2 separate regions of the Mus musculus genome follow, and region 2 is linked to region 1. Evidence: chromatin loops called from intact Hi-C (ENCODE). Cell type or tissue: left cerebral cortex. All regions are shown on one strand.

The links. Peaks named below come from ENCODE experiments on the same cell type or tissue, not always from the same donor. Only the 100,000 strongest peaks of a DNase experiment are listed, where the experiment ranks them.
Region 2: a loop joins it to region 1, with 5 times the contacts of the local background. A loop is called at or near these places in 5 of 42 quality-filtered maps.

Annotation. Positions count from the first base shown.
Region 1 is chr16:42,440,086-42,448,085 of GRCm38, reverse strand. No RefSeq gene overlaps it. Among named protein-coding and RNA genes, the nearest start is that of Gap43, 100 kb to the right of the region's middle. In left cerebral cortex, no CTCF peak of the experiment used is centred here; DNase peaks (open chromatin) are centred at 4,334, 4,415, 4,690, 4,942 and 4 more places; H3K4me3 peaks cover 775 bases; H3K27ac peaks cover 1,593 bases.
Region 2 is chr16:42,272,412-42,280,411 of GRCm38, reverse strand. All of the region lies in intron 2 of Gap43 (growth associated protein 43), which reads left to right. Among named protein-coding and RNA genes, the nearest start is that of Mir6540, 27 kb to the left of the region's middle. In left cerebral cortex, a CTCF peak has its summit at 3,777 (motif pointing left); DNase peaks (open chromatin) are centred at 3,775, 4,296 and 4,595; H3K4me3 peaks cover 748 bases.

The DNA.
Region 1 (8,000 bases):
TTTGAAATGTTCCCCCCCATAGACATATGTGCCTGAGGACTTGCCTGCTACACGGCAGCTCTGATTTGGTAGGTTGTCAAATCTTTGGTATCTGTGACCTATCTGGATGGCAGCATGCTTTGACCATTAGCTTAGCTTCTGGTGCCTGTCCAGGCTCTCTGCTTTCTGATGCAGCAAAATATGAAGATAATATATAAGAAGCTCCAACCATCAAGGACTGAGCTTCTCCAGCCACTGTGCCTTCTCCACTATGGAATATAGACTATAATCTACAACTGTGAGCCGAGAGAAATCTCTCTTCTGGTAAAGTGCTTCTGTCAGGCGTTCTGTCGGAGCAACAAGAAAACTAATACACAAGGTATCCTAAAGAATCTGTTAAGTACATTTTGACTCACTAGATCTGCTGATATTCATCATTTTTAAGCAAGCATCCAAGCTATCTTGTCTAGCAAGTTCCTATAAAACATTAATTGGCAATTGGTATGTGTGGTGGTTTGTATCATATTTAAATACTTTGTCCCCATTTGGTTGAACTGTTTGAGAAGGATTTGAAAGTGTGGCCTTTGAAGGAAGCATGGCAGTGAGCATGAGCCTTGAGGTTTTAAAAGGCTACACTGTTCCCAGTTCTCTCTCTCTCTCTCCCTCTCTCTCTCCCTCTCTCTCTCCCTCTCCCTCTCCCTCTCCCTCTCCCTCTCCCTCTCTCTCTCTCTCTCTCTCTCTCTCTCTCTCTCTCTCTCTCTCTCTCCTACTTGTGGATCAAGATGTTAAGCTCTCAGCTACTGCCCCAAATCTATACCTGCCTGTCTGCTGCCATGCTTCCCACTATGATGGTCATGGACTCTAATCCCCTGGAACCATTCAAATTAAATGGCTTCTTTTATAAATTTCCTTGGTCACACTGTTGCATCACAGCAATATAAAGGTAAGTAAGACAGAGAGGCAGATGACAAGATGATAACAGAGTAGAATCCAGAGAGGATAAAGAAGGAGGGGGAGAAAGAAATATCTTGGAATCAAAGGAAGAAAGTTTTATACAGAAGGACGTGTTCAAAAATGTCAAAGGATGCTAGCAAGGAAGTAGAAGCTGACTGGTAAATGTCATCTGAAATTGGCAATTTGAAGGTAATATTGAACTTTGTCGTGATAGTTTTGCACTGTGAAGAGGACAGAAATAAATTCTAGTGGGGAGCTAAGGAAATGCCTGGTGAGGAGATGGAGATAGTATGGGCTACTTCTTGTAAACAACACATAGAAAAACTTGTCCATCAAAGGAAAAGACAGACTCAGTGATAAGAGAGGCAAGTGGTTGATGAGGTGGCACCATATTTAAGATAGAAAAAAACACTATGTGGTAGGCAGAATAATTCCCAAAGGGATGTAGTGGGTGTAATTAAATTGATGTTTGAAATGGAGATGCTGATCTGCACTACCTAGGTGTACACCGTGGACACAGACATCTTTAAAAGAAGGCAAAGAGGATAAGATCAGGAAAGGAGATGGGACAACGGAGATTGGAGTGATGCTGTTGCTGGTTAGGGATTCTAGAGGGCGGAGAGTCAAAGTACACCGGCATGCTCTAAAACCACCACAGATGCCTTGGTTCTGATCCAGTGAAACCTCTGATGCCCTTCTAGATATGTAACATAGTAAAGTTATATTGTTTTCAGCAAATACATTTTTGTTCATTTGCTGCAGCTGTGACAGAGACCAACAAACAAACAAACAAAAATATATTTGAGTATGCCAAGGGAGAGGGCTCCAAGGGAGGAGGAAGCGACATCTTTCCCACTGCAAGGGGAAAACTCACATCTCTATCAATAGAGAAAAGCAAAACAATTTTATCTAACTAAAGTTGCACAACATACTAGGAACTTCAGAAGAGAAGACACAAAGTTCCAGAACAAACTGTTTCAGTGGACCCAGAAATATGACTGAAGAGCAAAGGCCATGCAAGACCTACTGACAGTAAACTGGGGAAGCCAGCAGAGGTCTGTTTGTAGTCTTCTACTGAACCTTCAGGTCGATGACAGAACTCACTCTGGAAAAGGGCTTTGAGACCTCCGGAAGAGGCAGACCATGACAGGATCATGCTTCAGGACAGATGGGTTTGAGTAAGAGCGTCAAGGTGCCGTTCTGGACTTAGAGAGCCAGATATGAATGAAGGTGTCTATCAATCAGGAGAAGGGGTAACAGAGTCCTGGAGGTACAAGGAGTTTTCTCCATGCCTTCAGGTCAGGTGGGGGTGGGGGGCTATGCACTAAATTCTCATGTACAGCTCTGTCTGCGGCATGGGGTGATGCAGAGTGTACATGAAAAGAAAATGGAGTAGCCGGTAGCAAAGACTTCGTTCTCTTGTTCGTTTTAAATGCTTTTAAAAAATGCTTTGCTTTTATGAGAAGTGTAGTCGGGACTTCATTGTAAAGTCATCCCTAAACAATCTCCATATTTAACAGACCTCTGTTGGATGCTGACAGACTAGGGGCCATAGACCTGGACCTTGAGATTTCTTGTTTGGTTCCAAGGTCTCCTCTGAACGGTGTTAAACTGAAATAAAAATTGAGAGAGAATCTGAACCCTTAGCTCCTTTTATCTTAACTCATACCACTCTGCCTAAATTCTCTCCCCTCCTCATCAGATTCACGTTAATCAGGAGACCTCTTTTTTCTTGCAGCTCCCTAAGGCCCTGCTTCACCTAGAAGAGAGAACCTGGCTCCAGGATGCAGGAAACTGCTTCTGGTTTCCATGGAGACCCTGTTTGAAGTCAATGGCTGCTCCAGGAGGGAGGGAAACCAGGACTTTTGTATTTAAAGGATGGAGAGTCTGGGAAGGAGGAGGGTTAAGAAAAGGGAGTAAGGCAGGCCGATAGTGAGGCTGATCCAGCCTGTGTTCGAGGTTTCAAACAGAGGAACAGGAAAGTTCAGCTAGGTTATTCAAGCGCCTTCCACTTTGAGGATGAATCAAAACGGAAGCTCTGGGGGTGGGGGAGGTGGTGAGGGCTGCTTATTGCGCATGTGAGAAATACCCTGCAAAGGCTCCTTTCTGATATCAGTATGTAGGGGACTGAATTACTTAGGCAGCTGGAAGTCCCTGTCCTTGTGGGTGGCTCCTTCCCAAGCAGCTTGAGAGTTTTCTCTTCTCCCCAAGTCAATTCTTAAAGGTTCCTACTGCCATGAGGGGGCTGAGCCCTCTCCTTCCTTCTTCCGCACCTCCCCCCCCCAGAGGGTAACTAAATACAAACCTTGGCTAAAGGCTTTCCAAAGCTTCACGCTTCAGATTAACTGCTATTTATTTGCCTTGTCTCTGTCTACCAAGAGACAGGGGGCAGGATGGGGGGAGGTACTCTGGCGGAATACACGCTAAAATTGAATTGCATGAGGATTCAGATGACGTCATCTTGGATAAAGGTCTGACCCAGTGAATGTTAAATGTAGCTGAGCGACTAAATCCTTTGAGAGAATCAGTAGCGAAGACCTCTCTGAAAGGACCATGCCTCTTGTTTAAAATATTAAGCATGTGGCTCAGATGATCTCTGGCTGCAATTCCCAGGGCGCTGGTGGAATCTCGGTTTTCTGCTATAATCACTTGAACATTGCTTACTGCCCTAGATAACTGCAGTCATGTGACGCTTGCACACACACACACACACACACACACACACACACACACACAAGAGGCGGGGCGGGGTTTGAATAAAAGAAAAGAAAGAAAGCCATCACAAGTTATCAGTGTCTGCCAATTTTAGGGAATGAAACCATGTCAGTTCAAAAACACTTTCTGAGGTGTGCTGCAGTCTGAATGTGCCTAAGGAGTAAGGGGTGGTTTTTCCTTCAAGGTCCTTATATTTGGATGGGAACAGCAGTAGTCATAAGCATGCAGAGGAGCTGGGTAGAAGTCATTAATGAGCCGGGCTTTTAATCCCAGCACTTGGGAGGCAGAGGCAGGCAGATTTCTGAATTCGAGGCCAGCCTGGTCTACAGAGTGAGTTCCAGGACAGTCAGGGCTACACAGAGAAACCCTGTTTCGAAAAACCAACCAAACAAACAAACAAAAAACAAAAACAAACACAAAAACAAACAAACCAAAAAACCAAAAAAAAAAAAAAAAAACAACCAAACAAAAAAAACCCAAACAAACAAAAAAAAGAAGTCATTAATGATATGGGAACTCCAAGGAAAGGTTAAATTGATAAAGAATAAAGGCAACTCAATTTACATAGGCACCTTGGAGTTCCCAGAACTCACACTGGTTGGCCCACAGCAGCCTATAATTCTAGCACAAGGATATACATTTATATTTCAACATTCTTATAAAGTAAAGCATGTGTTGAAGATGAGGAAGCAGTATATACGTATGGAAGACTTTGCAGATCTCTTGGAACAAGGCAACACTAAAATAAAAGAACCATTCGTGCTCGACAGAGCTTGTCTTTAGAGGAGGGATGGTGTAGAAATGAAGAGGTGACTCCCACAATGCAACTGAAGATGCTTTTCGATTTCAAAAAAAATACCTGTCATTTACAGTCGGAGTTGAATGCATTAGCCTTGTAGTTTTTGCTCACAAATTGAGGAAAGTTTTGGAATAAGTTAAGGTACGTGGAAGGCAAGGGCTATTTCTTGGCTTGAATTTAGGAGGAAAATATCGAAAGGAAAAGGAATTAGAGGAGAGCAGTTATTTCTAGATGAATAAGAAAAGACATATGTGCTCAAATTAGTCATGGTTTCTGTGTCACGAAAATGTTAGTTACCAAGGTTTTGTTTCCAGCCCTGTTTGCTAAGGGACATACCTATAATAAAAACATCTCCAAAGAGTTTTGGCAATGCAGCTGAATATTAACGATTTGGGGATAAAAAACTCATAAAAGCACAGAATACCACAAGTCAGCTCCTTTTAATCGTTTTTTTTTTTTTTTTTTTTTTTTTCATTCTTAGTCATATGGCTGTCTGCAGATTCCTCAGACTTCCAGTTTACTTAAGGGCTCGCTGGCAAGGTTCTAAATCACAGCATAACCCCTCTGGCTTCCCAATCTCAAATAGGCACCCGCACACACTCATCTCAGTGAACTTGGATGCTCTTACATAGTATGTGCCAGGGATTTTTTTTCTAATTAGCTGTCAATATTGCGTGATGGCATCTAGAAATGACTACAATAATAAGGTGAGTGGTGACTAATTGACAGCGTTAGTAGAGGAAGCAGAGAAGACAAAATATAAACTAATGGAGACCACAAGTACCAAACAAAAGGAAGTTAGAGACTAAAGCAGAAGGAGTGAAGAAAAGATGAAGGGAAAAGGGAAAGAGAGCAGAGCATGTGATCGCTAGGCCATGACGCACAGTGATTGACTTCTGGGTTTAAGATAGAACTTTTGAGAGTTAGAAGGGACCCGGTAACCATCCAGTCATTCTCTCATTTCACAGTTGACAAAGAGCCAAAAGGACGCTAAAGTTGACTAGAGATGAAGCCAACCTTGGGTGCAGGTTTCTGACCATGGCCTGCTTTGTAACATCACTATGTCATTTCCTCTTTCGGAATGGTTGACTGAATCCAAAGTTCCCTTGGAACGTAAATACGTTCCCACTTTCCACTGAGCACAACATATATAATTGTCTTGTTTCTTCCTAGCTTACAAGGTGTTATAGTTTACTTCACCCTTGTACCGATTCTGAAAAAAAGTATCAACTATAAAATGGCCCACTTGGGACTCACCTAGTAGATACCGATTTCCTCTTTTTTTTTTTTTTTTTTTTTTGGTTTTTCAAGACAGGGTTCCTCTGTGTGGCTCTGGTTGTCCTGGAACTCACTTTGTAGACCAGGCTGGCCTCAAACTCAGAAATCTGCCTGCCTCTGCCTCCTGAGTGCTGGGATTATAAATTCTGGTGAGATGAATGCAAAGTGAAAAAAACTGTACTGTTGAAAGAAAGATGAAATTTCAAGACCTGTAAGTCATATAAAGTACTCAGAAATTGCTGGTTGCTTGTGAGCCTAGAGGCTGCCTGGGGCTGAGAAAAAAGAAAAACAAACCTGGGAACAGCTTAATCTTAAAGATAAAGAGGAATGTGAAGACATAAGAGGGCTATCTAAACTGGAGTCAACAACTCACAGAACTCTGACACCCTGCACGTACATGTAATTTTTTTGCTGAAGTTTGAATAAGCCAATAGTGTGTCGCTATGCTGAATTCCACACCCCTAAGCCCCTTACCTCATAAAAACCCCTAGCTTCCGAGCCTCGTGGCCGACATCCATTATCTCCTGTGTGGGATGCATGTAGGTCCGGAGCTCCATAATTAAACGACCTCATGTAATTACATCAAGATGGTCCTTCGTGATTTTTTGGGTGCATGCCGAATCGGGAATTGAGTGGAGGGTTTCCCCACTAGGTTCTATCACTGCTCTTACTCTTTTGTGCTTTGCTATTTTGAAGAATTCATTGTAATTTAAAAACAATAAATAAAATCTGAGGCCAGAAAGATAGCTCAGTGGGTAAAGGTGCTTGATGAAACACCGGATCACCTGAGTTTGATCCCTCGTTACCACAGAGGGGAAAGAAAGAACCAATTTATTCGAGCAGTCATCTGACTTCGACATGTACACTGGGGCATGTGTGCAGTATCCCTCAGGCACACCAAATAAATAAAAAAAAGAAGAAGAAGAAGAAGAACAATGTAAAGAAAATGGAAGGAAAATGGACAACCTGACAGCATAGCTTTGGCAAAAAAAAAAAAAAAAAAAAAGAAAGAAAAGTTAAGAAAAAGAAGTCATGGCATGGAGAGAAGAAAAAAAATGCAGCATTATTCAATCAGTGATGACTGAATTTGCACTGTTTTAAACTCTTAGCACAGAATAACACTACTTCTAGTTGCTTTTGTAATGTGTGTTGGTATTTCGAAAAAGTTCTCTTTGAAGCTGATGAAGAGGGTTCCCAGAAGACAATGTGGGTATGATGTTGGGGAAATGAGTTGCCCCTCTCGACTATGAACTCACTTTCAGAGCCCAGCCACTCCAGGCAGGATAGCTTCAATCACCCTGCCATCCAGTCATAGCTGACACGTCTTGGCAGCTGGCCTGCCCCTAATGGAATGTGTCCTGCAGCTGGGAATTAGGTCATCAGTAATTCACTTAATAGCATTTTATGAGCTGGGCTCTGACACAAAAGAGCGATCTGGCCTTACCAGCAGGAACTTTCATTGAAATGAAGAGAAGAAAGAAGTTGATGCCATTGTGAACAATCAGATTCCATTTCCAGAAAGCAGTGAAGGAGGGTCAGAAACATGGCTGTTTCTTCAGCCTCTCTGTTATCAGGACAGGTATGTGATCTTAGGCAAGCCACTGCTTGTTTTTGGACCCCAGTTCTTTCAAGGTTTGATCAGACTTTAACCTTGTGTGGAAGTCCCAGGATTTTTTAGGTCTTTTCATTGATGGTGTTCCAGAAAGCAACTACCTCAACTAAGTTCAGACAAAGAAAGCCCTGACTTGTATAATTGACTAATTTGCCTGGTGTAAGTATTCCCAATATGGCTGATTTCTGGTTACCAGTGGTATAACAACTAATTATGAAACCTGAATATTGACTATTTTGCTTGAATGAGCTGATATGAGTAACTTCAGTGTATCAGTAAATTTCCCCAGCTAGAAAGAGCTTTATGAATAAATATGGTTCTATATGTACACACATTACTACATTCTCTACATACTATATGATGTATGTGTATGTGTGTTCTTTCCTGATTCTACTCCACATACCACACTTTGATGTCTTCTTACACATACAGAATCCTCAGTAGAAAAGTGTCCATCCTAATACAGCTCTTGATTCAAATTTCCAAGTTTGCCACCAGAGTCCTGATGTTCCCAGGATGTGTAAGCAGCCACTAGCCTCTTATTTTCTTCTGACCTGTAGGACCCAACAACTTTCCTCTTAAAAAAAAAAAAACCAATATATTTCTCATGGATTATTCAGAAGGTCCACTGTTATACAGGGCGTGCAAGTTAGAAACAAATCA
Region 2 (8,000 bases), 170 kb after region 1:
CACCTGCCTCTGCCTCCCAAGTGCTGGGATTAAAGGTGTCTACCACCACACCCGGCTCTACATAATTTTGAAACATTCACAAAATTTAGATTTACAGACATTGAAATCTCTGAATAGGTTTTAAACATTAGAAAGCAAGAAAACCCATAACCTGCGTTTCTTTCCCTTGTTTGGCCCCAGCAAATGATAGCTGTTTGCATGTCTGCCTAAAAGATGCCCCAAAGGGAAACATTTGTGAACTATGGCGCCAAGTCCTAGTCAACTCCAGGGACTGACATCCTAAATATCATATTAGTGAGTCACAACACATGACAAACCCCAGCTGTGTAAAGGACTAGCTTCAATAATTACAGGCTTTAGCTCTGAGGTGCTTTAGCGTCTGATAATTGCTTTTTAAACTTTTACTTTTGTTATGCTTTTTTATGTATTTATTTGCGTGTGTCTGTGTGTCTGTGTGTGTCTGTGAGGGCCGGGAGGTAGGTAGGAGGATACACTCATGGAGAACAGGAGAGCCTCCTCTCCTTGCACCATTTGGGTCTTGAGAATTGAACTTAGGCTCTAAGACCAGGCAGCAAATGCCTTTAACCTACTGAGCCCCCTTGTTGACCCAAGCTTCTTTGGACTTTCAGTAGATTGTTCCGAAGGCCACTCATCCAAAGATCCATATTTACACTTGTCCAAATCTGTACCCTTCAGAAATTCTTCAAACACTTATCTTGGAATGAATTTGAAACAATTCCTTTTGCCTACATGACCTTCCATGGTCTGACTTGTGCTTGTCTCTCTGATCTGTTTCCTTTGATACTCACTACCCCTCTTCCCTCTTCTGTAGTCACACACTTTCTAAATATCTCTAATGAGTCTAGCTTATGTCTGTTGGTGGCTTTTGCACCTGCTGTCTCTGGGCTAGGTTGCCTCTGACCGTTCAAGTCTCCGTTTTTTTTTGAATGTCACTTGCAGTGAGAGAACTTCCCTGACCCCCTGACCTTTGATCTGAGTAGCAACAGACAGGCATCTGATACGTGACTCCCTAAAGAGGTCACGACCCACAGGTTGAAAACTACTAGTCTAGAGGGCCTTTTTGCCTAATGTGAGTGTATTTACCTCTCTTTGCTATCTTAAATTTTTCTCTATCACTAGACAGTCACAACATCCTTTCCCACAATATTCATCATCTTGCTGTTGATCTATACCTAGGAGGCCCTCAATAGACATCTACCAATTAGCTAATAACATTATTCTCCTCCAAGGAGAGGTTCGTTTTCATAAAGAGCTTGCAGAGAAATGGATCATTTCACTTTCATGTGAAAGCCTCAACCACTTTTTTTTAAAAAAAATATTTTTTTAGCTAAAGTATCTATAACACTTATAGCCGATTCCTCCTTTAAGTGTTAAAATCATCTGTTTCTTTTCCATGACCTATTTCTGAATATCCTCTCTCTCTCTCTCTCTTAAATTCTTTTTAAAATTTTTTTATTGGTTATTCTATTTATTTACATTTCAAATGTTGTCCCCCTTCCTAGTTTCCCCTCCAAAACCCCACTATCCCACCCCGTTCCCCCTACTTCTATGATGGTGCTCCCCCACCCACCCATCCACTGTCTTAATTCTTTAGCATCAGATTTCAGGCAACCCTACTTCAACTAAAAGTGAACAACTACTTGATTCCAGGCAGTAAGAGAAAAGAAGAGGTGAGCTTTAATATCCCCTGACTTTAAACTTAAGCTATTTCCAAACTTAACACATTGGAGATTCCAAGTAAAGTTTTAGAAACAAATTTACCTAGGATACCTCATTAAATATCCTACCTTAGGTAGGACTTGGCAGGCCTGGATTCAACTCTAAGCTATTCTAAAACTTCTTGCTGGGTACCTTTAATGATACATCCAATCCCAGACTACCACAAGATATTTACAAAGTGATGCATTTTAAATGATGCAAAGGACTCATCTTACAGAAGAAAGTATGCTATGAATAACTAGCTGTTGCATCAGTAGACAGAGCACTGCAGCAGCTGTTGAGTTAGGTAAGTGTCCTCTTCGACTGTGACACAGGAGGGAGAGTACAGGTCTTGGAATTGAATTTGAAGCACAGACATGGTCCCTAAGGAGCTCTGTCAATAGCTCAGTATGGGTTTCATCATTATGAAATGATCTCAGAGACGAACCCAATTGGCATTAAATGGTTTGCATATAAAGTTCCTACAATGTATTTCCTTGAACATATAGCAAGTGTTTAATAGAAACTGACCAATTTTTAAAATTTTTTTTTAAAATCTGAAATTATTGGAAAACATTATTTTGTACCTTGGTACCAACCCCCTGACTTTAAAGAGGAAATTAATGTACAAATATGACTTAATTTATTGTGGTCAGCTAGAGAGAGACACATAATGATATACCGAGTCTCCTGAGAGTCGGAGGCTATTCTACTTGGCCTACTTTGGAGCTCAGCAACATTACCAAGTACTTACATTATCAGTGATGATTGAGCCTGGAAGTTAGCCAAGGCCACCAGGTAGTGAGGGTAGGATTAATTTAGGCTGCCTGTAATTGGTCCCTCAGAAACTGCAATCTAGGGATTTGATAGACAGAGTTGGAAACTCTTGAGAGAAATGGGTAATATGCTCTTTCTAGGTAAGTACAAGTATAATGATTTCAACTTAGATTTCAATCTTCTTAGGAAACTTAGATGTCACTTTGACCGAGGCATAGCGGGTCTCACAGAGTCCTTTCATCTCCTGGAATGGTCTGTAACATGTTTTACTGTGTGTCAATATGGATGAGAGTTTGGTCTTTCATCAGCTATTCAGCTGGGACCAGTTTTCAAAACTGTTCAGCCCACTGTACTCGAACAATCCCCAGGACGGGCTGTGCGTGTGTGTATTCTAATGAAAAGTGACGTGTCTTGTAGGATCACCTTGAACAGTCACATAATGAGTTAGGCTCATCGTGGAGGAGACAAGGTAACCCAAGGAGCTCGTTTCATTGTCATACAGATAACTTTCCTTTGCTAGCAGGTGTGACTTACGCAAGAGCTCTAGGCGTTGTAAAGAATACTGGTATATAAAAGTAAAAAGAAAAATGCTGTTGTTCAGTGTACAATCTGGAAGCAATGTAAGGCCTTTAAAAAGGAGCAAGCAAGCAAACAACAAGCAAACAAAACGAACTCCTGGCCCCAGAGCTATGTGAAAGTATGTGTTTGACTGGAAACACAGTCTAATTGCAGAGAGTAAGTTCAGATGTCACCAGGGTGGCAGGTATCTGAATGAAGGAAGTGAACTTAATTAGGCAACATTGCTATAGCACCAGGGAGGGGAAGGTGACTGTGTTAGACCTTAAAATGTTCAGACCTGAAGTGATTGGGGCTTTAAACTAAACAATGGCAGATGCTTTTGCTACATTAAAATAGTATGACAACTGATGTCATAGTATTTTATGGATTCAAAGGTCTTAGATATAAGATAAGACCTTATCCTATAGAGATAAGGCCACTGCAAAGCATTACCTGCTCTCGAAATCCATTTCACAATGTAACATTAATTTTAGTTCATCCACTCCCATGACTTCATGACTTTGGTAAACAATATTTCTAGACTTAGATTTTGGTTACCTTTAAAAGGACTTAAAAATACAATTAACTTCAGAAAGGCTTCAAAGTAGGACCTTGCCACAGCAAATCGTTCCTGAACCAATTGTGTGCTTTGCTTTGGATTCGTGGCTGGTCCGCAGACCTCAAGGTCGGGAACAGTATTACTCTGTTGCCCTCTGCTGGGGAAAAATGGGAAGTTCACCAAGAAACAATGGCGCCCAGGCCTTTTCAACGCAAGGAATTTGGGTGACACTGAAGTCCAAAGCAGCCTTCAGGCACATTCATTTAATGCTGATCACAGGCCTCCCAGTCAGGTACACTTCGGCATTATGTCTGTATTCCTTAAGTAAAAGGAGTAATTGGATTTTTTTCTGCAAGAGTGTAAAGCTAAATTTTAAAAGTAGTTCAGAAAAATAGTCCGGCTTTTTCCTTGGCTTGAGCGCTGGGGGCTCCTTTCCAGAGCACCGTGTGTGCTTCATCGTGGGTGGTGAACATCTTGCCACCAGAATAAACTAGGGTGGGGCTCCGAAGTCATTTCTAAGCTCTGTTCGATTTATTATTATTATTTTTAATGGCGAGGAAATGTGCATTGATACTCATGACTGATTTCTCTTGTCTCAAATTATCGAGTTAATGCCTTGGTGTTAAATTAGATTGAGAGTGTTCTCTTTGGTGTTCCTTTGGTTTTCTGCTCAGCTGACTTTTTTTCTCCTGCTAGAGGTGAAAGATTCTCTGTAATTAAGAAAGGGGTGGGGCGGGTGCTAAGAGATAAAGAGAGAGATGAGCTGTGAATTGTCACGTGTGCAAATTGATGACAAACTTCTCAAAGAAAACGATGGGAGCCAAGTGAGGTAAGAAAAAGGGACATTACATTCTAATGGTCCTTTTTTATTATTATTTTAAAGGATCAATAATATGTACATGATGCTCTGCCTGCGGTTTCCATAACAACCCGCCTCATTGAAAGACGGCAGGCTCCGCAAATCTCCAATTATCAGCCTTCCAGGGCTTATTAATGGAGCCGAGGATCCCAGTGAAGCAGGCAGCTCATTGTTGGCACGTGCCTGGTGGGCTGGCAAGAGGGTGGGAGCAGAGTGAAGTGGAACTGTGTAGCGAGCCAGCAGCCATTTGTCCCCTGTCGCTTCTGGGGGGTGGGGGGAGATGCAGCCACTCAAGAGACCTGAGCACATCTTCTGAAGCCTCCTGGGGCTGTACTGATGTGGCAGGCAGCTGAGGGCGGAGGGTGTAGACTGCCCTTTCAGCTACATACCAACCGTCATCCTCCTGTAGTAAATCTACAAGAATATAGTACTTGCTCCATTTGTCTATTGAAGTCCCATAATTTATTGAGGATTCTTCACAATAACAATTGTGACTCTGTTCCCAATGCTATCTATCCCAAGTCTTAATTAAAATGTGAAAACAACCTAATTCGTATCTGATCACTTCGAATTTGTCAGTCCTTGGTCTGACAATCATCTATTAGGTCCTTACGAAAAGTCATTGGAAGAGCAAAGGACTTAGTAGAGAATACCGTTAATCTTAGCACTCCAGAAATAGAGGTGAGTGGAACTCTGAGTTCAAAGCCAGCCTGGTCTACAGGGAGAGTCCCAAGACAGCCAGGACTACCCAGAAATCCAGTTTCAAAACAAAACAAACAAACAAATAAAAACAAAGCAAACAAAAACACCAGAAAACCAGTTTTTAAAAGGAGCAAGCAAATATAACACTGATGAAAACTATAGATTATTTATGCTTTTGTTCTAGAGTAATTGCTAAATTCTGTATATGTAGTAACTTCCTGAAGCCACAGTCACTCTGTGCTTAGGCTATTATTTACTTTTATAGATACAGAAGGGAGCAACAAAACTTCATGTGTGTGGATGGATCAGAGTCTCAGTCTCTCTCCTCTCTATAACCCTCACATTAATACTTTTATTTTCCTATAAAATAAAGTCAGATTAGAATAAAAGGGACCAACTGAGCTCTATAGTCTAATGTGATTAAGGAAATGGTTACCCTAATGTTTGATTAATAATTGCTATCTATGTTATTATTGGATTTCCAATTGGGGGAGGTTTAGATATAATAAAACATATGCAACATTAGAAATAGAGTAATTGCAGTCATAAAATGTGTCAGGAGCATTATACAGATATCAGTTTTTAGTGTAATGCTGAAGTATTAGTTGATAAAGACTTCCGTTTGACAGAATGTAAGATCATCTGGCTTTGTAGCACAGAAATGTCTGCCTTAACATTTTCAATAGTCCTTTTCACACACCACCACCGAAATTCAGCGTAATCACAAAAGAAATCTTTTGGGGTCCTCCAAAAATAAAGAAGTTTGAGGGAGTCATTAACTATTCAGAATCATGAGACTGCTTTGAAACACCTGAGTATTACATTAAGCAGAAGAATGGAACGTGGCCCGCCTTTGCAGGGACTCAATCTGCGGCTGTCACAATGTGCTACGAGACCAGACCAGCCTTGGCTGGATCCTCACAAAATTGCTCAAATAATACTATTTGTGAATTTGGACTCTAGGACTTGGAATAGAATTTGATAACCGAGTCATCTTTTCCAGGATAAAGTGATAGGTGCATTTACTGCTTAGCCATCTATGTGCCTCACACACCAAACAACCCTACCAGGGGGTGTTTGTAGCTGAGGAGGCTGAGGTGTAGAAAGGTTACATGAGGTGATGAAGGCGCCACATTTAGGAAGTGACAGGTTCCAGATTCAGACTTGTGCTCTCTGGCTCTTGAGTATTTCTTTCTCAAAAGGGTTGCCTATACTCAGACACCAATTTCCTTATTTCTCCCTGTCCCTGTCCCTGTCCCTGTCCCTGTCCCTGTCCCTGTCCTTCCCCCTGTCCCTCCCCCTCCCTCTGTCCCTCCCCCTCCCCCTCCCTCTGTCCCTCCCCCTCCCCCTCCCTCTGTCCCTCCCCCTCCCTCTGTCCCTCCCCCTCCCCCATCCCTCCCCCTCCCTCTCCCCCTCTCCCCCTCCCTCCCTCCCTCCGTCCCTCCATCTCTCCCTCCCTCTTTCTTTTAATTCCTAATGACCATATCCATCTTCCCAGCTTCAATTTAAAGAATTTTGTCCAAGGGCTGGAGAGATGGCTCAGTGGTTAAGAGCACTGACTGCTCTTTCAGAGGTCCTGAGTTCAATTCCCGGCAACCACATAGTAGCCCCATGGTAATGGGACCTGGTGCCCTCTTCTGGTATATCTGAAGGCAGTGATGGCATACTCATATACATAAAATGAATAATTTTTTTTTAAAGAATCTTGTCCAAAATCACAGATTTCTTCCATAGTGGGAAATGCAATAGTCAGTTTGGAGTTTTCAGCTTTGCCTAGCATTTGATGGTTAACCTGTCAGTTCCTACTGTACTTGGAAATACTTTCACCACTGGTCTTTGATTATGTCTTAGTTTCCTTTCTGCTGCTGTGATAGAATGACTAAAAGTCACTTAGAGAATGAGAAGGTTTAGTTCATCTTACAAACTGCAGTTCATCATTGGGTCCAAAATTGGGGGAATCAGAGACTTGGAGGCAGGAACTGAAGCCGAGACCATAAAGGAGCATGGCTTTCTCCTAGGCTCACATCTGGGTACCTTTCTCATACCTTCCTTATATCTCCTGTCTGCCCAGGGGTGGAACTGGCCATGCTGGGTCCTCCTGCATCAAGCAACACTCAAGAAAATACTGTACAGATATGGCTAGAGCTATTTCTTCAATTGAGGTTCCCTCCTCTCAGAAGTCTCTGCTTTGTGCCAATGCTAACAAAACTCACAGGCACATAGTACGTTACCTAGTCTTATCCCTTAACCCTGGATTCAATCATTTTCTTTCTTCTTACTTCTAAACTTAGTGTCACCTCAAAGTTTGGTTCTTTGATTTCTTACTTTCCGTCCAATGTTTGCCTTTGATGACCAACTGTGTTGGTTACTCTTACATGGCTGTAATCAAAACATGTAATAAAAACATCCACAGAGAGGAAAGGCTATTGTTTCAGGGGTGTCAATCCATAGCTCCTTGGCCCCAGGGGCCTAGGCAAAACATTATGAGAATGACAGCATGTGATGGGGGAGTTTCTTCATGGTACACAGAAGGCAGAGTCCTAAGAAGATAGAGCAAGATTTAGCTGCCAAGGACATGGACTCACAGGTACCTCTTCTATCCATGATGGAGGCTGAAATACACGGTCTTGACCAGTTATTCACTGCTCCTATCTGTTCATGACTGCAATGACTGTGTATATGGAAGCGTTTCATGACACTCCTATATTCCAGCTTTTACACACTTTCTACCCACTTCTCCATAATGTTTTCTGAGCTCATGGGATGGTGTAGACATCTATTATAAGATTGAACTACACTTAAAGCTGTATCATATTATAGATTTAA